Regions from separate parts of the Homo sapiens genome. Here region 2 is linked to region 1. Evidence: chromatin contacts called from ENCODE Hi-C or POLR2A ChIA-PET data. All regions are on one chromosome and are shown on one strand. Each heading gives the region's core, a stretch centred on a gene start or an enhancer-like site at or near the end of the contact. The rest is flanking DNA. Distances are from core to core; before and after follow the strand shown. Region 1 holds the start of JMJD7-PLA2G4B (JMJD7-PLA2G4B readthrough). Region 2 holds the start of ITPKA (inositol-trisphosphate 3-kinase A).

Region 1 (3,327 bases), core at 361-2,860:
ACATCCTGCCTCAGCTTCACCACCCTGGCTTATGTGGAACACCTATCAGGGAGCAGAAAAGGGGTGCAGTACACTAAGTGAACCCAGATTCTGGATTCTTGGTGTCCACAGCCTAGCTGATACGAGATAGCCCATAGGACACCTGGTTTAGGTAGAAGGAGCCTCCTCAAAGGCAGTGCTGGGCACCCACGGGTGTGCTGGATACTGGAGTTTGAGAGGAGGGAGGTGCTGGGGCCAAAGGAGACACTAGAAAAGTGGTAGATGGGACAGGTAAGTGGCAGAGGTGAGGGGATAAGTTAGAATGTAAAAGGGCAGTAATTAGGGGTGAGGGAAAGGAGATAGGGGACCCTAGGAGGTAGAGTGGGACCATGTCGTGAGGCAGTTGAAGAGTTGAGGAAAGGTTTTTCTGGGCCCTACTGCTCCCCTCTGCTGCAGGTAAGTCAGAGCAGCTTTACCACAGCTTCAGGCCACGAGAGCCCCTTCACCCGCCCTGCTGCGCCATAGGCAGAGGCTTATAAAGAAATGGGTTCTGGGCCAGGTGTGGTGGCTCAAGCCTGTAATCCCAGCACTTTGGGAGGCCGAGGCGGGTGGATCACCTGAGGTTAGGAGTTCGAGATCAGCCTGGCCAACATGGTGAAACCCTGTCTACTAAAAATAAAAAAATTAGCTGGGCGTGGTGGTGGGCGCCTGTAATCCCAGCTACTCGGGAGGTTTAGGCAGGAGAATCGCTTGAACCCTGGAGGTGGAGGTGGAGGTTGCAGTGAGCCGAGATCGCGCCATTGCACTCCAACCTAGGTGACAAAGCTACACGCCATCTCAAAAAAAAAAAAGAAAAAGGGTTACAAAAGGTTCCCAGCTCCGGGGCATCAGCCTGAGTGCGCTTGAGCTGCTCCAAACCTGGCCCTTCCCCACTCCTCTAGCATCGCCACCCGCATGGCCCTGGAACTCCCGCGGCGGCGGGGGCGGGCCCGTGCCTGCTGTGCCCCGACTTCCCACACCAGCCGCGCCCACCGCAGGTGGGACTCAGGTTCGCCCTCTGGGCCAGGTCCTTCACGAGGAGGGAGCTACCCTTCGCCAGAAGTTTGTGAGAATGTGGCCGCCCTTTTCCTGCCCTCTGCCCCATGTGGGTGGGGGGCCTCGTGGCCCGGCCGGCGCCCCGTCCCCTTCTGCATGTCTGAGGCCACCGGCAACCGCCGCCCCACTCCAGATTTGCCCCCGCCTTGTTTTGAAAGCCCCTTATTTATAACTTTTATACTTTGTGCAGGTCGCGGCGCTTCCTGCCTCATCCTCGGCTGCATGGGGCGGGGGCGCTGTTTTTAACGTGCCCGTTTGTACTGATGTATGAACTTGTCAATAAACACAATTGTTTGTTAACCCTGGGATGCCGGCCAGTGGGGCAGGCCGAAGCGGGCGCTGCCAGTCGCTCCACCGCTTCGGTGGCAGAACCCGGTGTGTGTCCAGGGGCAGGACGGGGCGGGGTGCTGGGGGTGTGGCCTGCGGCGGGTGCCTCTGGAAGGGCGGGGCGAGGGTCTGGGGGTGTGGCCTGCGGCGGGGACTCTGGGGAGGGCGGGGCGAGTGCTTGGGGTGTGGCCTGCGGCGGGGCGTCGGGGAAAGGCGGGGTCTCGGCCGGCGCTGACGCAGCCATGGCGGAGGCGGCTTTGGAAGCCGTGCGGAGCGAGTTACGAGAATTCCCGGCCGCTGCAAGGGGTGAGTGGCTCTCCCACAGGCTGCGGCGATTTCCGAACACGGGAGGGGCCCTGGGATGCCGCTGACACCGGGGGCTCGGAACCTCGTGTGTGCGACTGCCCTGAGGCCCCGCTCGGGTTGCTCTTCTGTGGCAACCTGCTTCCCTTCTCCCGTGTTCGCGCGCTCCCGCGGCTTCCTGGGTGATTCTGTTCACGTTGTTCCCAAGGCCCGGTGCCGTCTTGACCGTGGTCGCGGCGAAGCCCTGTGTTTCCTACAGTCTTGAGCAGCTTGCTGTTACCCTTGTTGAAAGCTCATCGAAGGCACACAGCTGGTGGTCGGATTCCTCCCCCACGCGCCCCACCTCCGACCTCAACTCCCTTGTCGCACTTTGGGAGGATTGCAGGCTGACCAAATGGTCCCTGGCTCTTCCCCTGCTTGGTTTTTATTCCTTTTCTTTCTTTCTCTCTTCCCTCCTTCCTTCTTTTTTCTATTTTTAAATGATTTCTTACCACTGAACAGCAACACAGGCTCATGTGTATGTGATGGGTATGTAATATACAGTGGTACGCAATGTAAATGAAGCAAGGTTTCCTCCCAGCCCCAGTTTGCATTCTTACAGAAAGATTGTTTATATCCGTGCACACACGACTTTTTACCCTTTTTTTGTACAAATAGTAGCCTGCTAAACACACTCTTCTGCACCGTGTATCTTGGAGATCATTTCACATTCCTCTACCTCAGTCTTTTTCACGTCTGTGTGCTAGTGCTGTATTCACTTAGTCATTTAGGTCATGTCCAATCCGTTGTTTTCAATAATGCTGCAACGAATACTTTGAGGATTGATTTAACAAATACTTATTCAGCATCTCTGTGTGCCAGGCTCTGTTCAGTGTGTTTGAGATACATCACTGAACAAAACAAATCTGTCTTTTACAGTCTATGTCCTGTTACATTCTAAGTGAGAACGTGGACAATCAACCACAGGTGTACTGAATGAGTACATTGTAGAGTAGAAGAAGTAGGTTAGAAGGTAAGTGCAGGCAAAGCCCTCTTTGGGAGTATGCCTGATGTGTTTAGGAAACAGTGAAGAAGCCAGTCTGCAGGAGCAGCGTCTTCTGCGCATGTGTGAGTATGTTTGTTGGTTAAATACTTTATATTTTTTGAGACAGGGTCTTACTCTGTCACACAGGCTGGAGTGCAGTGGCACGATCATAGCTCGCTGCACCTCGACCTCCCAGGTTCAAGAGATCCTCCTGCTTCAGCACCTGGGAGTAGCTGAGACTACAGGCATGCGCCACCACGCCTGGCTAATTTTTTTGAATTTTAGTAGAGACAAGGCTGGTCTCAGATTCCTCAAACAATCCTTCCACCTCAGCATTCCAAAGTTTTGGAACGCCATGGAACACATAAGCCACTGCTCCCGGCCTTGTTAAATTCTTAGCAGAGTTATGGGGTCAAAGCAATTGTTTGGATCCCTTTTGAAATTTTCTCACTTGGAAGCCCCAGGAGAGGAAAGCAGCCATTCTCTAAAGGAAATGGTGAGCAAGTAAAACAAATCCCTAATTGCAGAAGTCCAAAGGGTGAAAAAATGGCAGTTTCCATGTATTTTCAGAATCCCAGGCTGTGTGCAGTACTCACGCC
Region 2 (3,327 bases), core at 234-2,733, 330 kb before region 1:
CTTCAGCCTCTCCCCGAGTAGCTGAGACTACAAGTGCACACCACCACACCTGCCTAATATTCTGTATTTTTAGTAGAGACAGGGTTTTGCCATGTTGCCCAGGCTGGTCTCGAACTCCTGGGATCAAGCAATCTGCCCGCCTTGCCCTCCCAAAGTGCTGGGGTTACAAGCCTGAGCCACTATGCTTTGCCGAAGATTCCCGTCTTCCCACTGAACCTTCTTCTTTCCTTCTCCTGGGCCATTCCTGAGCCCTGGCTGAGGGGAGAGAAGGGAAGGAAAGCCCCTCCTGCGGCCATCTCAGCATCCAAGGCAATCCTTCTGGGGCTGCTCTGTCTCCAGGGCCCCAGCCATCCCCAGACACTGAGTGCCTGAGGGGGGACCCTCACTCCTGTGGCACTATGGTAAGATAGGAAACAGTGGCTTCTCCTCAAAGCAGCCTCGCCGGTCGGTCAGCTGACTACCAACATGGGAAGTGGCCGAAGATCCACATGGAATGACACTGATAAGCACTTTGCAGTGTCTGAAACTCTTAAACATCAGTGCTGTCTTCCTAGTTTTACAGACACAACTCTGTGGGTTGGATGAGGTTTTTCTAAATGTACAAATGCAGAAATATACGGAGGGAGTAAAGGGACTGCCTACAAATCACATCTAGAGTGTGGTGTACCTGATTTCAAGTCTTTTATTTTATTCTCGCAGCAACGGGAGAATCCGCAGTCGAGGGAGGTGAAATGACTTGCTGAACGCCACACGGCGGACTCCAAGCCCCGAGCTCCTATAACAGAGGAGGAGGAAGGCGGGCTCAGCTCCTGCCACCCAGCAGCGGGGGAGATGCAGCCCGGGACTAGGCTGGGCCATGGGGACAGATCCAGGCCCCGCCCCCTGACCTTGTTCTCTGCCCGCCGGGAAGTGGGGAACTTGCGGGGAGCAGCCTCAGCTAGTCCCTGGGGCAGAGTCTCCACTTGGGTGCACGCCCTGGGGTGGGGCTTCTTCGGGAAGCCGGGGGCCTTCAACTCTGCTCAGGAGCTCGGGCCGGAGAAAGGCCCCGAGACTTGAAGCCCTTGCCCGGGAGGGATGAACACGCAAAGGAACCCGAGGAACGGGGTAGGGGACCAAGAGTAGGACCAGCTTCTCCTGCGCGGGGACAGGGCCTGTGGAGCGGCCTGGAGGAATCTCTCCCAGCCGCGAAGCCCGGGAAGGCTGCGAGGCCCCAGCGCGGAGCGGCCCCTCCCACCTCCCCGAGGGCAGGCGGAGCGAAGCCTCGGGGCCCGGGCCCAGGTTTTGTGCCTACGGAGGCTGGACTTCCCCGCCACCCCGAGGAGTCACCGAGAGCCTTCTCTCCCTCGCAGGGGCCCTGGGAGGCCCGCGCTTTCTCTGAAAGTGGAAGGAGTGGGCGGGGGGCGCGGCCGAGGCGGGGCGCGGGCGTGCAGCGGCGCAGGCTCCGCCCCGGGGCCGTCTCCAGCCGGGGGCGCCGAGCCGCTCCAGTCCCCGGCGCGCCGCGGGCTGGTGGGCTCAGCGGCGGCGCCGGCACTGGGAAATGACCCTGCCCGGGGGCCCAACGGGCATGGCGCGGCCGGGGGGCGCGAGGCCCTGCAGCCCGGGGCTGGAGCGGGCCCCGCGCCGGAGTGTCGGGGAGCTGCGCCTGCTCTTCGAGGCGCGCTGTGCGGCGGTCGCTGCGGCCGCCGCCGCGGGGGAGCCCCGGGCCCGCGGGGCCAAGCGGCGTGGGGGACAGGTCCCCAACGGGCTTCCGCGGGCTCCCCCGGCCCCGGTGATCCCTCAGCTGACCGTGACAGCCGAGGAGCCCGACGTGCCCCCGACCAGCCCTGGGCCGCCGGAGCGGGAGAGGGACTGCCTCCCGGCAGCGGGCTCTTCGCACCTGCAGCAGCCGCGCCGCCTTTCCACCTCGTCGGTCTCCTCCACTGGCTCCTCGTCGCTGCTCGAGGACTCGGAGGACGACCTGCTGAGCGACAGTGAGAGCCGGAGCCGCGGCAACGTGCAGCTGGAAGCGGGCGAGGACGTGGGTCAGGTACGGGCCGCGGGGGCGGGGCCAGCGCCGGGCGCGGGGGCTGCACGGGGGACCTGGCTGGGTGCTCCCGGAGGACCCGCTCCTGTCCATGCTCCCTCCAGCGGAAGGTCCTGTTCTCGCGGTTTAGGAGGAATCTGGGGGTCAGAGGGAGGCGCCTGGCCGACCTCTCGCCTGGGCAACTTTCACCTCGGCTCCGCCGGCGGGTCGTGGCGCTGGCCCTGGGGCGTCTAAGAAGCGGGGCGAGGAGCAGGCGACCCGCCGCGGGGACTGGGCGAAGCGGGGGTAGCGGACCTTGTTGGCTGTGGGTTAGGACAGGAGGGATCGGAGGGGCTGAGCCTTGCCGGGTGAACCCTCGGAAGGAGAGAGGCGAAGGAGAGTTTCCCTTACCCCCCGCCCCCTCTCCGGTGCCGCGGCCGCACCCCCGCCGTTGCCACGGTTTCCCTCTCCTGAGTGGGAGTGGAGCGGCGCTCCAGGCTCTGCTCGGGAGCCGCTGCCGTCTGCTCCCAGCGCCCGCACGAGGCGTGGACGCAGGGGAGGGAGGGGCGTGGGCCTGGGAGCTCTGGCTGGGAGCGGAACGCAGCCCACCCAGTGCGCGCCCTGCCTCCCATCTTCCCGGCTCGCCGCTCCTGAGCGCGGCAGAGAGGGGCGGTAAACTGAGGCTGCAAGGGGGCAGGATCACTCTGCTAGTCTCTGCCTCTGATAGCCTGGGTGTTCTGGGACCAGGTCTGACCCTCGGAAAACACAGCCCTGGGCACTGTTAAGTCATTCCTGACGCCCGCCACTTAGGGATGTGCGGCTCCCGGGACACCCTCCTTGTTCCCCTCGTTTTAACCAAGGCCAAATACCTTGAATAACTGTCCGTGGTCAGCGCGAAGGACTTTCTTTAGATCCACGTTTCGCAAGTGTCCCTGAGGCCGAGGAAGAGGCGAGGGGCGCCCCCGGCCTCGGGCGTCTGGGGCCTGCCCATAAGTCCGGGTCGGCGCGGCGGGGCGGGGAGAGCTGTGGCCGCGCGCCTGCTCCGCCGCACAATCGGCTGGGACAAGGCAGGGAAGCTGTGGCGACCTGCAGGGGTTCACAAGCCCGGAGGCCGATGGGGTTTGTCAGTGACACCAGAGGGGAAAAGCCTCACAGAGCAGGAACACCCCCCGCCGCCAGGTGCTGGGTGCGCCGGCTCGGTCACTAGCCTGCCGCTTCCCCTTCTTCCCCGGTGGTCAGAGCAGCCCCGGACCCAGGATCGTTTCTGGGGTAACCCTTGCCTAGGTCGGGGGGCGGATGCCGGGGCTTCCCAGGATGTGGAGTGT

Evidence for each region. Hi-C counts contacts between places; a loop is a spot of excess contacts on that map. ChIA-PET counts read pairs that join two places held with the same protein, here RNA polymerase II (POLR2A). Pooled maps may share reads with other maps.
Region 2: a map of CD8-positive, alpha-beta T cell shows a loop between it and region 1 (2.4-fold over the local background). The contact joins the promoter of ITPKA here to the promoter of JMJD7-PLA2G4B in region 1. A Hi-C loop is called at or near these places in 1 of 168 maps with a recorded cell type or tissue (CD8-positive, alpha-beta T cell) and 10 of 50 pooled maps. POLR2A ChIA-PET finds 5 or more read pairs at or near these places in 3 of 52 experiments (activated T-cell, endothelial cell of umbilical vein and naive thymus-derived CD4-positive, alpha-beta T cell).

Annotation. Positions count from the first base shown.
Region 1 is chr15:41,826,482-41,829,808 of GRCh38, forward strand. It overlaps JMJD7-PLA2G4B (JMJD7-PLA2G4B readthrough), which reads left to right and starts at 1,611. Exons shown (of 25, transcript NM_005090.4): 1 at 1,611-1,707. The coding sequence starts at 1,644. MAPKBP1 (mitogen-activated protein kinase binding protein 1) reads left to right here. Exons shown (of 31, transcript NM_014994.3): 31 at 1-1,374. JMJD7 (jumonji domain containing 7) reads left to right here and starts at 1,611. Exons shown (of 8, transcript NM_001114632.2): 1 at 1,611-1,707. The coding sequence starts at 1,644. RefSeq lists enhancers at 1-163, 1,209-1,438, 1,470-1,764 and a silencer at 1,499-1,588.
Region 2 is chr15:41,492,391-41,495,717 of GRCh38, forward strand. It overlaps ITPKA (inositol-trisphosphate 3-kinase A), which reads left to right and starts at 1,484. Exons shown (of 7, transcript NM_002220.3): 1 at 1,484-2,026. The coding sequence starts at 1,538. RefSeq lists enhancers at 386-886, 887-1,387 and silencers at 1,124-1,743, 1,764-1,943, 2,054-2,103.